Regions from separate parts of the Mus musculus genome. Here regions 2 and 3 are each linked to region 1. Evidence: chromatin loops called from intact Hi-C (ENCODE). Cell type or tissue: heart. All regions are shown on one strand. Each heading gives the region's core, and the rest is flanking DNA. Links, peaks and the distances in the headings are about the cores only.

Region 1 (6,262 bases), core at 865-5,864:
TTAAAAACACGATACCTTTCCTGTCCTCCTCCCTTCTCCTTCCTCCCTCTCCCATACAATCCCACTTAAGTAAAAGTATTAATCAGAAAAGAAGTGAAGTGCTAATATATGCAGCAATGTGAATGAATCTTGAAAAATGCTATGTGGAGTAAAAAAAAAAGCTAATTGCAAAGGCCCACATATCGATTATACACTATGTGCCCATGGCAGTCATATGGGCCATCAAGCAGAATTCCTCGGTGGTCTCTGCTTCCTTTGAAGTCACGGCAGGAATTATTCATAAACTGTAAGCTGAAGTAAACCCTTTCCTCCCCAAGTTGCTTTTGGTCACAGTCTATCACAGCAATAGAAAGTAAGCTAGGTTAGATATGGTGTCCTTGTCTAATAATGAGAATATTATACAATCAGTAGTAATGCTGAGTGTTGGACTGATTTCTTAATGTACAAAGTGAAACGACATGATCCTTTCCTAGGAAATTATTAGAGGCTTTCAAGATAGTTCACTGGGTAAAGGCACACAACTGAGTAAAGCCCGACAACTTGAGTTCATCCCTGAGACTCAAATGGTGGGAGGAGAGAGTCAATTCCTGCAAGTTGTTCTCTGACCTCTCCATATAAACCATTGGACTTGAATGTGTATAGATACACACAATAAAATAAGTAAAGAAATAAATAAATAAGGAAAAGTTTCAATGGCAGAGAATTAAGTCAAAATAGGGCCCCTCTAAGCATGAAGACTGCGAAGCACAGACCCCTTTCACATGAAGTCAGGAAAAAGATGGTTTGGCTCTAGCTACAATATAAAAGTTCATCTTTCCAGTAACATATGCTGCTGCATAGGCTAACAGATTCATTCCTTCCCTGAGTGAATAGGACACGATGCCTTTTGACTGTGAAGCCAAATGGCAACCACTTGTACCTATTCGAGGACTAACTGCAGGTCAGGAATTCTTTGTGTCTTCCACTTGTATGGTGTCTGTTGGCTTCCTCTGTTCTCTAGCCACTATTATATTTGGTCCAGGACAGAAAGATCATTTCTGATCAAGTATCTTACAATATGCCAAAGACTAAGAATAACTTCTTTAAGGTCAGGGTATACTTCAGTGGATGACAAACACCCCTTTAATTTTTCACTCTGAAACTCTTCTCAGATTCCCTCATTTACTATTAATATGCCAACACGTTTTTGTTGATGTGCTTACAGCTAGACATCTGTATGAATCTAGAAGAAACTCAAGAGTAGTGGGTGTCTTGGTTAGGGTTTTACTGCTGTGATTAGACACTATGACCAAGGCAACTCTTATAAAGACAGCATTCAATTGGGGATGACTTACAGGTTCAGAGGTTCAGGCCACTATCATCAAGGTGGGAGTATGTCAACGTCCAGGCAGGCATGGTGCAGGAGAAGCTGAAAGTTCAATACCTTGTTTGGAAGACTGGCTTCCAAGCAGCTAGGACAAGGGTCTTAAAGCCCAGCCCACAATGACACAGTTCCTCTAACAAGGCTACACCTACTCCAACAAGGCCACACGTCCAAATAGTGCCACTCCTTTGGGCCAAGTATGTTCAAATCACCACAGTGGACAGTTAAATATGGGGTTTATTTAATAAGCTGCTTTCCAGAACAGGTATGTTTTCACTGATATTTCTAGTTTGTGAGCATTCTCTTAATCAGATATTTTGTCTCAGAGGAAGACTGAGGGATCTGTAACTTTTCTGAAGATAATTAGCAATGTTTCGAAGCAAGTTCAGCTATGTAGAGTACTAAACTCTGGTCTTTCCTCAATGTCAAATGCATCTCATATGTTTCTGACTCAAAGAACATTTAATTTACTTAGTTTTCCTAGACAGGGTCTTGCTGTGTAGCCCAGGTGACCATTCTGTTTCAGGTTTCTGAGTGCTGGAATTATAGGTGTGTGTCATCGGGTCTGGTTTAAATTTACCTTTTCATTAAAAAATTATTAAAATTACACAGCCAGGCATGGTGGCACATGCCTTTCATCCCAGCACTCGGGAGGCAGAGGCAGGTGGATTTCTGAGTTCGAGACCAGCCTGGTCTACAAAGTGAGCTCCAGGACAGCCAGGTCTATACAGAGAAACCCTGTCTCAAAAAACCAAAAAAAAAAAAAAAATTACACAAACTCCTTCAGATCAATTAATACCTGCTGATTAAACTTAAAAGCCAAACATAGATAATCAACTGGGCATTTCAAGACAGCCTAGTCTAGGGAGCAAACTCCTTTCCTTTCCATTTTTTAAAGTAAAAACCACTACCGTATTTATTGTTTCTCAATATTACAAAGAAAAGGCAATGCAATCTTTTTACATTAAATGTGGTAGTAAAAAAATTATATTTAAAGGTTTTTGAAATTTCTTATTAGATATTTTCTTTATTTACATTTCAAATGTTATCCCCTCTCTTCCTTTCCTTCTCCTATGGAAACCTCCTATCCCCTCCCCCTTCCCCCTGCTTCTGTGACAATGCTCCCCCAACCAACCAACCCCCCTCTCTGGCTTCCCCATCCTGGCATTCCCCTACACTGGGGCATCCAGCCTTCACAGGACCAAGGGCCTCTCCTCCCATTGATGCCTGACAAGGCCATCATCTGCTACATATGCACCTGGAGCCATGGGTCCCTCCATGTGTACTCTTTGGTTGGTGGTTTAGTCCCTGGGAGCTCTGGGGGTTCTGGTTGGTTGATATTGTTGTTTGTCCTATGGAGTTGCAAACCAATTCAGCTCCTTCATTCCTTTCTTTAACTCCTCCATTGGAGACCCTGTGCTCAGTCCAATAGTTGACTGTGAGCATCCACCTCTTTGTCAGGCTCTGACAGAGCCTCTCTGGAGATAGCTGTATCAGGCGCCTGTCAGCAAGCACTTGTTGGCACCTACAATAAAAAGTCTCTGGGTTTGGTGACTATATATGGAATGGATCCCCAGGTGGGGCATTCTCTGGATGGCCTTGCCTTCAGTCTCTGCTCCACACTTGCCTCTGTATTTCCTCCTGTGGGTATTTTATTTCCTCTTCTAAGAAGGACCAAAGCACCCACACTTTGGTCTTCCTTCTTCTTGAGCTTCTTGTGGTCGGTGAATTGTATCTTGCCGAGCCTTTGGGCTCATATCCATACTGTGTGTTCTTTTGTGATTGGGTCACCTTACTCAGGATTGATACTTTCTAGTTCCATCCATTTGCCTAAGAATTTCATGAAGTCATTGTTTTTAATGGCGGAGTAGTACTCCATTGTGTAAATGTACTACATTTTCTATCTCCATTCCTCTGTTGAAGGACATCTGGCTTCTTTCCAGCTTCTGGCTATTATAAATAAGTTTTTCTACTTTTCTCTTTGCTTTGGTTACTCACCTCTCAGCTTTCGTCTTGGCTCCTCCTCTTCCTCCTCCCCTCACTAGTTAACGCCCCTAGCCAGGACCCGCCCCACCTTTACCCGGCCTGGCCCTGTCTAGTGTGGCCCTGCCCACTGCTCTTGCTGGTTTCCTAACTGCTCCTGTTTTGCCCCGCCCCGCCCCGCCCGGCCGGGCCCGTGAGCGTAGCGCAGCGGAAGTGTAGGCGTTGGGCCGCTCTGGCCCACCGGAGGACTTGTCATCAGTGACCCCGGCTCTCCTCTGCTCTCATCGGCTGTGGGCGGGGCTGTGGGCGGGTCTAACTACCAGAGCCGGTGGAACCACTACACTCTGCTTCTTCTGCTCTTGGGTTTTTAGGCCATGGGGCAGCCATATGCGTGGCGGCTCCTGTCGAGGTGAGTTGGTGAGCAAGGCAGAGCTAAGGGCCGGCTTGGGGGAAAAGGCTCACAAGTGTCCCCGCAGGTCTCGCAGATCTAGTCGCCTTTGTATGGCAGCCTCTGCTTTGCTGCCCCGCGGCGACCTCAGCGGCGATCGCAACGACATGCGTCCTCTGACTTTGCTCTTTTTCTTGCAACAGCACCTTCATTTTCCGTCCTCTAGCATCTGTTAGGCCTTGACGTCCCACAACTTTCTCCCCCCTCCGTTTGTCTCCTATTTATTTTCTTTCTTGGAACTGGGCGCTGTGTGGGGACGTGCCACCTGATTTACTGTGTAGGGTATTTTCTTAAGTCACACAGAAATGACAGGTTGTGTACCTGGGCTCCGGGTAAGGAACTTGATTATTTCAGCTAGCAGTAGTAGCAGCGCAGGCAATTGGAACTCACAGAATAATGTTGTGACCATTTAGCGTGGCTTGACCGGAGCAGTGCAGATATTAACTTTCTAAGAGTGTCTCTCACTGCAATCGGACCTTGGCAGAAGGAAATGTGGTAGCACCCATTTTAGGAGCTTTGGCTAGTGTAATTCCTTTTCCCCAGTACCATACGCAAAAACTTCAATTTCCCCCCTGTGGAACTCTTCACTGAAGTACTTTTGGGCGATGAAATGTGTGCTGTTAGACATCTGTGCAGTCTAGGAGCATCTCAGACGTGGAACGCACCCTTGTTCCGTCTGCACGTTTCTTATGCCTTACAGTCTGTTGTGGAAGGTTCCTGCAAAGGCATAGAATGTTTCTTAGTTCTAAATGAGTAGTTACCAGTGGAGTTAGGGAGATGGTTCCGCGGTTTTAAGAGCCTATACTGCTCTTAAAGGACTGGCTAAGAGGACAAAGTTCTGCTTCCCGTGTGGCTCATAACTACCTTTAACTCCGTCTCCAAGGAATCTGATAGTTTCTTCTGGATCCATTGGACACTTGTACTTACATGGGCATACATATATACATAGTTAAAAACACATCTTAAGCCGCGCATGGTGGCGCACGCCTTGAATCCCAGTACTTGGGAGATAGAGGCAGGGATTTCTAAGTTCAAGGCCAGCCTGGTCTATAGAGTGAGTTCCAGGATAGCCAAGGCTACACAGAGAAGTCCTGTCTCAAAAAACAGAACAAAACAAAACATCTTAAAAAGAATAGTGCCTTTTTAGCAGAAAGCACCAACGATACTCAGGTATTTTTGTTACATGTAGAAGTTGCCTTGCTTCTCTTTTTTCTTTTGTGGTGAATAATAGCATCTGCTCACATAATCATTGTTGTTGCTTCTTGATGATGGCAAATTCTAAATTATTTGGGAACAATAATTTAGAGGCATGTATATTAACAAAGTTAACTTCATCTAGAAAGATTCTGTCATTACTGTGGTTCAGCTTGTCCCTATTTCACTCCACATTTCAACATGTAAAGTGCCAGGACCAAATTGGACAGTACTGATCTGAGGTCTCCCTTTCCTAGATCCAGTCCTGGGATAGCAAAAGGGATTGGAGACAAGGTCATGCAGTCAAGAGGAGCGGATTCCACAAACCTGGAGGGAGATCCGGAGAGTTTCTGGAAGGAAAGGGGCGGGTGTGCCTTGGTTGATGTGATTGGCTAATGCCATTGAACTTAGCCTTCCTTTGCTCCTCTGGTGCTGTCCTGTGTTCCTAACATTGCAGTGCCAGTTTAGCAGTTGGGTGGTTTTCTCTGTCTCAACAGCATTTCTTTAAGAAGAGAACTTTCAAATGTATTGTATAGTTGATTATTCTGAGTCCTATGCCGAATGCTTCAATTGTACTTCAAATGCAATTGAATTCAATTATATGTCAGCTAGATCTCTAAATGATCTCTATCACTCATTTTTGTCTTTTGTTGGATACTAAGCTATGAGTTTCATTGTGGCAGTTCTGTACACACTGTTTCTGTGTTTCTGTTGTTGGTTCTATCCCCACTCTCCTCCCCTGGCTGTCAGTGTGCTGGTCAGCCCTCCTCCTCTACTCCCTAGCTCTTCTGCTTCATGGCACTTTGGTCTTTTACTCTCATTCCCTCCCTACCATCCTGTAGCCTTCCCTTAAGAGATCCTTTTCTGCTCTCATGGTCCTGTTTTAGTTTAATGACCTACACTTACCATCAATCTCTCTCTCTCTCTCTCTCTCTCTCTCTCTCTCTCTCTCTCTCTCTCTCTCTCTCTCTAGCATCCACAGACATGCTGTATTTGTCTGAGCCTGGGATACATTGCTTAACATAGTGTGCTGACTAGCTTTCATGCCAACTTGATACTAGCTGGAATCATCTTAGAGGAGGGAATTTCAGTTCAGAAAATGCCTCCATCTGAGGGGGCTTTAGGTAATCCTGTAGGGCATTTTCTTAACTAGTGATTTACGTGGGAGGGCCTGGCTCTTTATGGATGGTGACATCCCTGTCCAGGTGGTCTGGGGTGTTAGAAGAAAGCATGCTTGTCATGAATATGCCATGACAAGCCCATAAGCAGCACTC
Region 2 (6,262 bases), core at 392-5,391, 350 kb before region 1:
TTGCAGGATCAGATGAACAGATAAGACTGAGTAAAACCAAACTCACATGTGATAAACCAGTCAACTGTCAAAGGAAGGACGACTACGGGGGAAACAGTATTCTATAAGACAAAGGGCTTGCGTCCATAAAATAGAAGGAGTTCTTGTTTTACTTGTTTTTGGTTTTTGTTTTGTTGTTGCTTTGTTTTCTTTGGTTTGAGACAGAAAGGGTCTGACTATCAAACTCACAGAGATCTGCCTGCCTCTGCCTCCTGAGTGCTGGGATTATGCCCAGAACCAGTCAATTTTTCAAAAGACAACTGAACTACTAAAATAGTTCTATGGACAAAAAACCTGATCATGTGTTATAGGAAAAGAAACTCATCCTCACAAGGAAAAGCAAACCTGAGTCTCAGTTTCCATCCACTGAGACTGGTAGAGATTAAAGTGTAAAATGCATTACTAGCAAGTGTGGATAAACAGACATTTGCATAGCAATGATGGGGGCATGGTTCTAGCTTTTTAGAATTCGAGTTGGAAGCAATTAGCAGTGGACTGAAATATTACATCTGCATAGTCCTTGATCCCATAATTTACATGTTGGCATATATTCTGCAGAAGAATATGCACAAGACTATAAAAGGGTATGTATGATTGGGGCTGGCTCAATAGTTAGAAGAGCATAGTGTTCTTGCAGAGGACCCTTGTTCGATCTTCCCGCTGCCTAGAACCCCAGCTCCATGAGGTCTGACACCTGTGCCCTCTACAGGTACGAACATACCTACACAGTAGAGCCACAGACGTAATTATAAAACAACAAAAAATGTTAAGGGTGTTATAATATTCACACACTAGTGCACAAGCTTTTTAAACTGGGAACAATCTAAACAGCATTGGAAAGAGTTATGATGAATAACGGCCCATAAGGCCGTGCACAGATGAACCAGGCAGCTCCCTGGGGCAGCATGGCGTTTCACCACCAACAAAGGGATCTGGAGAACAGTTTGTGAAACATGAACTCAGGTTTGTCCATGTAAAGATAAGTCTGTGAAAGTTTACAAGTCAGTAATTTACATCTTTTTATGTCAGAATACCTTCACAGTGAATATATATTCCTTTCCATATTAAAGCACAAGACTGGGGAGAGAAACATTATGTTGAATGAAATACTATAGTCAACCTAATATTTTTTCTGAAGGTTTTCTCCTTTCTTCTAAAGGGTATGTGGTTATTTTAAAAATCTCATTATGAAAGTCTTTTTCACTTCTGAAAATGAATCAGTTTCTACGCACTCACTGGACACATTAGACTCTAGGAAGAAAAAAAAAAGACATTATCCAGCAAAGGACAGACCAGGATGCAATACATTACAACAAAGTGTTCTAGAGCTACTGAGGCAGGAGGAGATACATGATGAAAAGGGAAAAAGGAGATAGATGTGACGTCCTACTTTGAGGAAAAGATCACAGCAAAGACAAGCTTCTATCTGCATTGAATAATCAGGACAGGTGCCACACAGACAAACAAGAAAAAACAAGAAAGCGCAAAGATGTATGCACATACTCAAATGATGTGTGCTTGGGGTGGGGTGGGGCGTGAGTGAGTGAGTGAGTGTGTGTGTGTGTGTATATGTATGTTCACGAGTGTGTGCGCTTAAGCAGAACACTCTGGATAAAGTGCTGTGGAGATGAAACAATGAGCCCTTTGTATGCTAATCATTTAGCTAAAACAAGAGTCAAAGCTACACTCTCAATTCCAACCTTCATCTAACACAACTTTGTTATTCACACTAGCTGGAAATTGCCTTATGTTCTGGTCATTTTATGGTTTGCTTTTTTTCTTTTTTTTAAATAAAGGTTAATAAGAAAGTTTTTAAAATGAAGATCCACTCTTAAAATCCGTTTATTTCTTAACTAAGAAACAAATCACATTGCAAACACAAAAGGTATGCTTCACTGCTTGAATTCTGGCCTGTTTCTAAAACCTACCTTATACTGTAGTTTTAAAACTCAAATGTGTTTGAGTTCAACAGAAGGCAGCCCTAGGGCAATAAACAGCCTCTGCTCAGAACAGAGCTGTTACACTTCAGCATTCTCAGGGCTGCTCTAGTAGTGTTCCTCCCTGAAACTCATTAACCAGCACCCTGCAGTGGACAGCAGCAAACACAAGTATGCACTCCAACACCACACACACACACACACACACACACACACCACAAACACTATCTCCCACCCTGACCACACCCCCCTATACACACACACACACACACACACACACACACACACACACACACACAGGGACACATACACCAGGCTCCTTACTTACCTCATGCAATGTAAGGTGTTTGCCATCCTTTCTTTTGGAGTCAAATCGCCCATAGATGGCGCTGTACTTTCTAATCTCCTCCTCTTTGTGTGGGTCTTCGTCACTCATCTCAAATATGTGACCGATCATTTTGGCCAACTTCTTATTGTTCTTCAGCAGCTCCTTCACTTCACTCAAGTCACTTTTGGGCAGTGTGGGGGCCATCCGCTCCACACACTCGGCCACAGAGAGTGCAGCTGCAGCATCCAGGGCTTCGCTGCTTTCCTTTGGAGAGGCCGGGGAGCCCAGGTCTGCTGGGGAGAGACTATGCTCGCTTTCAGTGGCATGATGTCCTTGCCAGAGTCTGGAATCGCTGACACTCTGCAGTGCTAAACTTCCCACTTCTGACTTGCCCTGACCCAAGCTCTGCACACAGGTGGTGGCGGCACATTTAGGGATTTTTAAATGTGGCTCTCGGGAGCTGCTACTCCTTTCATAACTATTGCAGGATATCCCCAGCCATGTTGGCGATCCCTCTGGTAATTTATAGATGGGTATGCTACTGACAGGAAGTGAAGTCAATGGCTGATTGAAAAGGCCAGGATTTGTAACCCAGTCTCTCAAAGCCTTCTGAAGCCTTCTAACGTGAAGGGGCTTGCTTGCCATGCCCACAAGTGCCATTATTTCCAAAAATTCCTCTTCTCCAGCTTCACACAGTTGCTGGACATCATCACCACCTTGTTGGATAAAGGCATCAAAGTAAGAAAGCAGGTTGGCTTTTTGCAATATTCTATACAGCTGCAGCTCCCCCAGGGTCCTAGGTAAGGCTGTGGCCATTACTGTGGATGGGCTTAACCTACAAAAAGAAGGAAAGACTCATCACATGTTCTTCAACCTTTTTAAATGGCTTGCAACATTGTATTATTTTGATAGCAACATCTCATTATTTAGAAAGCAACATGGGCAAAACAAGACACAAAGTATCTGCAAAGCAACTGGTAGTTCAAGATGCACCCCCCAACACACATACTTTATCCAGCTCTATTCTTCATAACTCAGAAAATCGGTTGCTAAACTGACCTACATTTTCAAAGGAAAACAGCTATTAAACACAAACTAGGAACTCAGACCAACGCTCAAAAAGGGTTTATCCCATATTTTCATCTTTGCATTTTCTTCCCTTCAGGGTATGGACATGATGGCGAAGATGAATTTTTATTCACCAGCAGGAAGTTAAGACACATCACCATTCACTGAACTGTTATTTTGTAACAGGCAACATAATGAATACTACTAGTATGCCTAATCTTCCTGTAAACCCTCCAAGACAGAGTTATTTATAAATCTAGCCAGTGAAAGATTCCAATGTAAACTGAAGATAAGAAAACAGGTGTTCTACTAGAGCTGGGTGGGTAAAGGAATGAGGGAGAAACGGTGATCATTTAGGCATGTAGGATACAGAAGAGGCAGGGTTATCACTTATCAACACTCCCATGAGCTCAGAAATGAGTGCTGGCCAAGAACTTCCATTAAGCAAAGCAACCTTGTAAGCAATGCACCCATGGATTAAAATGAGACAACCACAGAAGCGCAACACATGAACACCATGGAGGCAAACGGAAGACCAACTCTGCTGGCCTGGAGGAAGCTGAGTGGAGACAACAGAAGCAGAGATACTAGGAGTACACTGGAAAACAGAAAGTTACCGTGCCTGGACTTGTTTTGAAAGCCACCAACTAGAATGCTACAAAAATCACAATCTCGGCCACTCCACTACAGAGTCTATCACTCTAAGCACTAATGTAGTCCTATCTCCCAAGACCTTTCAATTATCCACATTTTGATCAACTACCAACCTTCTCCAACTTCCAATAGAGGCAATGGCTCTCTGTTTACATGGACTAGCACAGGCATAGATTAAAATATATATAGAGAGAGTGCCCAATTGCTTCTGCTAACACCTGGGGAAAAACCACCTGGTGTGCCTTTGAAAACCACTTTCCTGAGACCCTCAGTTCCTGTGTGAGATTTTTGATTTGGCAAATGAGGCAAACTGTACAAGAAGATTCTCACTCTATACATCGAGGCAACAAAACCTGCATGCTCTGTGAGCGTCTCAAGACTTCGGGTCTACTGACACAGTCGCTCCATCTCAGTCCCCTGAGTAAAAGCCATCTAAATCGCCTCAGTGAGGACGACCTAGGTTGTATCTATCACCTAACCGGACTAGGCCCCAAAACATAGCCTTGAGAAGTAGACCAAGTTTAACTGTATATTAAAGACCATCAGAAGGACTTCTGAAGTGTCTAGATAGAAGCAAAGAAGCTTACTTTCTCATCATTCGCCTGGGTAGCTGCTCTATGTACTTTTCACACTAGAACAGAAAAAAATCCACACACATAAAAGCATGTATATACACAGTCCTTTCCATAAGAGGACCGTGGTTTTATAAAGTTTACTGAGTGATAAACTAATTTACCATATTTGTTTCCCTGATTATGGAATATAGGAAACAGTTCAAGACTTAGATTAACAGAATCTTTCAGTCATTTTATATCAATGGGTGAAAAAAGAGGGAGTATTTACTAGACAAATAAAAAATATAAAAAAATCTTAGGACCCCAAAGACTCAAACTTAGATTGTAGTTTTCTAGGGTAAGGCAATGGGCTTAGAAAACAGCAGTTTCCAAGTCTTCTCCTTTCTCATATGCGTTACCAAGCCTCCTAGTTCTTGACAGAGACCTCGTGGACTGGTAAGGAAGCTAACAATGTAAAGGATGAAGGGAACAACAGTACATTTCCAAAGTCAGAATAGCACACGAAAGACAGACGCGCTAAGGAATCCCAAGAGCCTTTCTCAAGATTGACCCTCACAGCTGGGCAAGGAGGTTTCTCCCCAAGCTTCCCCCTAGAAGACTGTGTGAACTTCCTTCAAATCCTGCTAGGATATTTTTAATACCCACCACTTCATCCCTTAACTTGATTTGACTTAAAACTTCTGAGATTTTCTGTTTCACAAAAATCTGAAACTATTCATGCTTCAATATGAGGGTTAAATTAGCCGGAAACAGCCTCTACCTGTATCTCTCTGAATTGGGAACCAAAGGGCCCTAATACACCATTGTACGCCAGGAATTGACGATACAATAAATCCACTCAGCTAAAAGGTACTGCACCCGGCTGTTCCGAGACACCTAGGAGCAGCGCCTCCTCTCTGGCCTTTTCATAAAACCCATGATTTAAAAGAAACCATTGACTCATTCACTTGTGCTGCTTCCTAAAGATAACAAAGCATACAACCCCTACCAACTTAGTCAGTGAGAAGGACCACAGCCCTAAAAAGACGAATTTTGAAAGCAGAAAGAAATTCATTCAGAATTTGTTTTCGACTGCTGGTTGCTAACTAGATGGTAACCCTGAGTTTCTAAACCTTACCGGTTTCTCCCCGTGGGCCCACATAGTGCCGCTCACCTGCCTAGCTCAGCCTGTGCCATGTGAAGCTGAGCAGAAAAAGTCACTGCTCAAGGCTTACTTTGCTAGGGAATAGAATTTTCTGGGTGTGGGGCTGAAGATTCAGGGTAAGACAGAGAGAGGCCTTTCGTGGTCTCCAAGAAAAAGAGGAGCTTTTCCATCAAGCCTGCTGTGTCAGGACCCACTGCGATATCCAAAATCTCCAGGGACTACTAGGTTTTCACCAGTCTCTCTGTCACTCCCTCAAGTGTTTCCATTCGACTCTGCTAATGGCACACTGATTTCCCTTCCCTGCCTTCCCCTACCATATTCTAAGTTCAGGCACTCTTTGAACATGTCGTTGGAGCACAGGACACACAGCACCTGTGGTACTTTGAAGACTTGATCGATATTTTTATTTTGTAATTGTCCATGCTGAGTTCATGATGCTTCACATAAATATGCAAAACAAAATGGAAGCGGTGTATTTAGAGCCATTTTAGAAATTCTGTCCCAATCTTAAGTCAAA
Region 3 (6,262 bases), core at 439-5,438, 450 kb after region 1:
TCTGTTCACTTCCCAGACAGTTGTATCCATCTGTCTCTGATGTCTTTGTGTTTTCTTGGTTTTCTTCCAAGGAATATGACCATCTCCCAACATAAATCTGTATGGCCACATGACAGGCATTTCTAACAATACTTGCCACTGCTCCCTCAGGTGAGTAGTTGTAAAATAGACCTTACCATCTTGCCTCCCTCATCCTTTCCACTTAGCCTTGCTGTCTCTAAATAATACATTAGTATTGGTGGTCACCACAGTCAGTCAAGAACTCCATTTTCCTTTGTTATTAACTCTTTTGGTAACCCCAGCACCCAGCTTCCTCTTAATCAATCAGTTACAATATCCGTCACAAGAATCCTTTCTGATTACCCACCAGAATAACCCTTCTCTCTCCCATACTCTTTAAGTACTTGTCTTGCATCATGCAGAGGATGTTTGTCAAAACCTTATCCTCAACTACATAGCTTTTTGAGTACAAGGAATCATACAGTATATCTCTGAATGAAAAAAAAAAAAAAGAAGCAAGTTCAGTATTTTATTCCTGGTAACCAGTCCATGATTAATGCAGGAACACTAAGAATAATTTTAAACTAAGTGCCTGCCCTCTCAGCAAATTGCCAGGGTCTCAAGTTCCACTATAGGTTTACTTTTAAACTGGCCTGTATATCATATCATCCCCCAGCCCAGTGGACCTCCTAACCTCCAATTCATCCCCTGTCTTAGTTAAAGTTTCTATTGCTTCCATGAAACACCATGACCAAAAAGAAAGTTGGGAGGAAAGGGTTTATTTGGCTCATACTTCTAGATCACAGTCCAACAGTCCATCACTGGACGTCAGCACAGGAACTTAAGGCGGGCAGGAACCTAGAGGTAGGAGCTGATGCAGAAGCCATGGAGGAGTGCTGCTTCCTGGCTTGCTTCCCCTAGCTTGCTCATCCTGTTTTCTTATAGAACTCAGGATCATCAGTCTAGGGATGATGATATTGGACAGCACCCACAGTGTGCTGGGCCCTCCCTCACTGATCACTAATTGAGAAAATGACTTACAACTGCATCCTATGGAGCCATTTTCTCAATTGAGGCTCTTTCCTCTGATGACTCTAGCTTGTGTCAAGTTGACACATGAAAACAGCCAGTACATCCTCTGATCTAGTGTACCTCCTATCAATTTCTGGATTCCAGGGTCTTATTTATCTTCCTTCTAAATATCATACTTAGATGACCTAAAAGACAAGATAAATATTATTCTATCTCAGAATCGCTTTTTCTCTATGATTTGCTTGGTAATAAAATTAATAGCCAACATAGGAACTTCATGTACTATCTTTTATATTCCTCTACACACATTACACATCTATTACAATGGAATGGAAAATCTTGTTAACTTGCAGAAGATTACCATATTTCTAAGACATATGCATATTTTGGCTCAGAAGGCCACACCTCAATACTTTCCAAGCAAGCAAGTTAGAAATCTCAACAATACTGTAAGAATTCCCACCATATACATGGCACCTGCTCCTTCCTGAGTTTCTTAGAGCATTCTTCCTAATACCACTTCTGGTCAGCCCCTTAGTATTTCTCCTCTGAACGACTCCAATAACTACCAAATTGATATATGGATTTAAATATTTGTAAGTTGTTTCTATAATTAAAGTATCTTTGCTATCCTACTTTAAATTTTTAAGATTTTTCAACTGCTAAGTATGTTAAGTCCAAATTCCCTACTACCCTATCTCTCTAATTTCATCCCATTTTCCAAATGTACACACAGTACTAATCTGGTCACACTACAATGTGGCTCTCTTTACCTAGATGTGGTAGGATTTCCTGGGCCACATGACATTTTTCTGGGATGTCTTGTGTCAGTTCCCAAAACTCTTTTTCCATATTCCAATCTCCCAAGAGATTAGGCATCCCTTCGTTTTTTTAATTCAAACTCATAAATGGCTATTTTATTTATCTGTCCCTTCCTCTCTGGCTCATATTGCTTTGAGGGCAGTGAATGTATATTGAAAACATATTCAGGAATGTGGCATATTATTAAGGGGTGTGCACTTAAAGACCTCCTCTGAAAAGCCAGAGGGTTGATGTTCCAGCACACAACACATGGAGTGTGGGAAAAGAATTCATACCTAGTGAGGACAATCCTACTGTTGGAACAGTCCTAGTGTTAGAAAAGAAGTCATGTTTACTGAAGCCAATCAACAGTCCTGGAAGTATGCTGTGATCAGAAAGAGAAACTGATCTACAAAAGCAAAAAGATTAGAGAGCTTGGATTTTAGGGAGAAAACAGCAAATTTTACAACAGAATAAATCCAACCCAACCATCACACAGAACCAACACAAATAAAAGATACCTACACACACACACACACACACACACACACACACACGCACGCAAGCATTCTGTCAACTTTAAAATGTTTTTCAGAGTTATTTCTGAAATAAAACTCACAAAGTTTTATAAATACAAATCACCAAGGTTAAAAAAAAAAAAGTACTTTCAAAGATGATTTAGAAAGAGAATGGATTAATCAAATCTTTTTTTCCTCCCCTTCCTCATAGAGATGAACTTCTGGTATTCACATCTCTTCAGGATGTACACTGTCTTCATTGGGAATAACCACAAATTAATACCTTTTTGTGTGAGACAACGCACAGTGCTACAAGCCGCTACACTCTCTAGCAAGACAAAACTTTCCCACCTTGAACCCCAAGGGTCTGAGCTCCAACTACTGCCGAGCCAGCCCAGAGGCTTGAAACGCGTGCGCGCGAGCCCCGCAAATCCGCACCTAGCCCCGGGAGGCGCCTTCAGCCTCCCCGAGCATCACCGGGCACGCTCGTTCGCGGTGACACTACCTTCTAGCGCGCATTCACCACCCACAGCGGCAAGCACTCAGCAAACCCTGAGTTGCACGGCCTACTTCGCTGGACGTCCTTCGGACCGAAGCACGGCTGCGCTCAGCAGGACCCGCGCTCGCGCTCCTCTAAGGCCCGCCCACAGCAGGAAGTGGGATTGGCGCGGCTGGCAGCCAATCGGCTGCTCGCTAGAGCAGCTTGGCAGCCTTCCGGAAGCGGTGGGGCGCACCAGTAGCTCTAGCCAGAGGACCTACTGTGGCTGCCGCGGGAATTGTCCTGTGACCAGCCAGGAGCTGGCGGCCGGTAAGCTCGAAGGCTTCCTAGAGCTGCGGCACGGCCCAGAAGGCCTGCGGCAGAGCAGGTTCCTGCTGCCTCCGGGGCTCGCGCTGTGCACCCTAGGTGTCCGCAGGTGGTCGGCGCGCCGCGGAAGTGCAGCCGCGACTGGGGCGGTGGGTGTGCGCGGGCGGGGAGGGCCGGGTAGCGAAGCCTTTGCGGCACAACCTGCTGAGAAAGGGTTTCTAATCTAGCATAGGTGGCAATGTGAGGCTCTTTCCAGCGGGTTTGGGTTTTTAATTTTTTACGTTGTGTGGGATGTTCGAACTATTAAGCTTTAAAAGTGCATTATAGGTACTTGGTTATTATAGAAGCAAAATTTACGCGAGACTCTCCCTTAGTGTAACTTTCATCACTGCCTGTTCCATACATCTTGAGAAGCCGAAAGAACATTACACTCCAGAAACACTTGCGTAGCCGGGTGAAATTCCTTTCTTCAAACACTGCAATAGAAAGGATTTTAGGTATCTTTGAATAGAAGCTGAAATGTATTCTAGCGCATTTCCTTCTCTCAGACAACACCCATTTCAGTTTGATTGTAACAAAGTAAACTCTTAGGCCCCCCCAAAACTGTATGCTCACGACAATTGAGTACTAATACTAGAAATACTAATACTTAGTGTTTCTTCCTGAACATAAAAGGAGTAAGCGGGTGGGTGGGGGCGCGCGGAGGTAAATAAATAAATAAGTAGAGAGTTTGGCTAAAGAAATATTGAGAAAGATTCATGACTTTAACCTAGTTGTGGTACAAATTTGAACCCCTAACCCTATAAATTTTTCATTTTACATCAACAGCTTGTTATTTCTAGGTTCACTATTCAAATGGGGGCACACAGCCAGGCATTAGTGGCTTATACACTTGTAATCCCTCTACTCTACAGGAGGATACCTGTGAAAATGAGGACAGCCTGACCAACCTATACAGTGAAACCTTGTTTCAAGAGAGAGGGAGATCAAAGCAAAATGCTTTTGACCTCTGACTATGGCTAAAATGTTCCATTACATGTTAGCATCTTGCCACTCAGACTGGTTGAGCCAGTTCTGTCCCCCCACCCCCACACACACACATCTTTTTAAAATACTATTTTATTGGTGATTATTATATTTGACAAAACTAGCTCCACAGAGAAATAAAAGTAGTATGCGGAAAGCTCATAAAAGAAAACAAAAAGATGACCTGAAAATACAAAATGGGCTAGACTGCCACGGGAAGGGGAGTGGAGAGAGCAGGAGAGGGGATACACTAGAAACATGGTATAGGCATATATTGAAACATCGCAGTGAAACTGCTAACTTGAACAATTATATATTTAGCTCCTGGCTCTCACTCTGCTTACATTTTACATATATGTAATTTTTTCTTTTTTTAAAGAATTTTGAAATAGGGTATTGCTATTCGGCTAGGCTGACCTCAGATTTTGGCAATCCTCTTGAATGCTGGGATTACAGAACTGAACCAACACACCTGGATCCAGTTTGAGCTTTCTTTCCTATTATTCCATCTAGTTAAATTGACAGGCTAGAAAACAAGCTTTGGAAAAAGAAGCCATACAAATAAGCTTTGTCTACCTAACAGTAGTGACAGCCGGCACTGATAGTTTATTGCTTGCGCTGACCTCTGTAGAAGGCAGATTTTGGGGGTCTGTGTGTTCAGAGTGAGAAGGGGAGAAAATTGAAGTAACATTTTGTCATGTCAGAATGTGGGTGTTTAGGTTTCCAGCTATGGCACTGTTGATTTCTTTCTTTCCTGCAGAGCAAACATGAATGTTGGAGTTGCCCACAGTGAGGTAAACCCCAATACTCGTGTAATGAACAGCCGTGGTATGTGGCTGACATATGCGTTGGGAGTTGGCCTGCTTCATATTGTATTACTCAGCATCCCCTTCTGCAGTGTTCCTGTTGCCTGGACCTTAACCAACATAATACATAATCTGGTAAGAACTCCATCTTCTTTTCAGTATGGAGAGCTCTAAGATTGTCTGTCAGGGAGTTAAGGAGAAGGAAGCAGTGAGACACCATTGACTGAGTACAGAGCTTCAGTTTGGAAAGATGAGAAAAGTGGAGATAAGTTACTGGTGGTTCCTAACAGCACAAAGGTATTTAACACATTGTCAATCAAACCTATAACGTTAGTGGTGTTTGGACAGCACGCTGCTCTTCAGTTCTGAGGAAGGTGGATCTCTGTAAGTTCAAGGACAGCTCGGTCTACATAACAAGGTCTACGTGGTCAGGAAAAGGAAGACTGCACAGAGAGGCCCTGCCTTAGAGACAAAGAGGAGGTGAATATCTCACCATGATGCCCAGGATGGCTTTGAAATCCTTGGCTCAAGTAACCATCCCCTCTCATCTTCCCAAGTAAGTGGGACTAAAGGTGCACACCCACAGTACTTGGTGCATAGTTTGAATAGTGGTTTCTAGAAATGCTTGACTAGAAACCTAGTCACCTCCTTTTGACCAGAACTCTTATTTTGGCTTCTGTGGGATCACTTTGTCCTAGGTATACCTCTGGTTGTCTTCTCTTTTTCCTCCTGTCCAGTCTTCCTTTTATCTGCCCTTTAATATTAGTAATCTCTTCTGGTCCTTTTCTCTGATTCTCTTTATGCTGTATATTCTATCCAGATCATTCCACCTACCTGTATTTTCAGTTTCTATCTGTAGACTAATGCTTGTATTTAGATCCCCTTACAATTGAAAGCAAGCATATAAATGGAGTTTGTTTTAGTCCTGATTTAACCCTCACCACACCAGTCTGTTCCTAACTTCCCTCTAGATCTTAAGGCTTTTACTGCCTGCTAGACCACTGAATTTCAAAAGTAAAACAATGTAATGTCACCCTGACCTTTTCATGAGCAAAGGAGGCTCCAGTAATAGCCACTCCAAGAGAATTAGGTAGAAGCCTGTAATGTCTTGTGCAAAAAGGACGTGGCCACTTCTACATTGTGTTAATGCCTTTTCCTATGTATGCCCTATTTACCATTTCACTATTAACTTGACTATAGCATCACTTATCAGATAATTATCACAGTGGTTTTCCTCTTCATGTCTCATTTCTACCCTCCTCTATTCAGACTTG

Evidence for each region. Peaks named below come from ENCODE experiments on the same cell type or tissue, not always from the same donor. Only the 100,000 strongest peaks of a DNase experiment are listed, where the experiment ranks them.
Region 2: it touches region 1 in a loop (2.1-fold over the local background); 3 of 42 quality-filtered maps call a loop at or near these places.
Region 3: a loop joins it to region 1, with 2.2 times the contacts of the local background. A loop is called at or near these places in 3 of 42 quality-filtered maps.

Annotation. Positions count from the first base shown.
Region 1 is chr1:52,841,390-52,847,651 of GRCm38, forward strand. It overlaps Hibch (3-hydroxyisobutyryl-Coenzyme A hydrolase), which reads left to right and starts at 3,649. Exons shown (of 14, transcript NM_146108.2): 1 at 3,649-3,755. The coding sequence starts at 3,721. In heart, for the core only: a CTCF peak has its summit at 3,869; a DNase peak (open chromatin) is centred at 3,542; H3K4me3 peaks cover 1,850 bases; H3K27ac peaks cover 1,857 bases.
Region 2 is chr1:52,487,617-52,493,878 of GRCm38, forward strand. Nab1 (Ngfi-A binding protein 1) reads right to left here. Exons shown (of 8, transcript NM_008667.3): 2 at 2,305-3,139. The coding sequence starts at 3,120. Among named protein-coding and RNA genes, the nearest start is that of Nab1, 9.7 kb to the right of the region's middle. In heart, for the core only: a CTCF peak has its summit at 2,377; no DNase peak of the experiment used is centred there.
Region 3 is chr1:53,294,030-53,300,291 of GRCm38, forward strand. Pms1 (PMS1 homolog 1, mismatch repair system component) reads right to left here and starts at 2,999. Exons shown (of 13, transcript NM_153556.2): 1 at 2,857-2,999. It overlaps Ormdl1 (ORM1-like 1 (S. cerevisiae)), which reads left to right and starts at 3,066. Exons shown (of 4, transcript NM_145517.4): 1 at 3,066-3,159; 2 at 4,943-5,123. The coding sequence starts at 4,950. In heart, for the core only: a CTCF peak has its summit at 3,112; a DNase peak (open chromatin) is centred at 3,022; H3K4me3 peaks cover 2,136 bases; H3K27ac peaks cover 1,367 bases.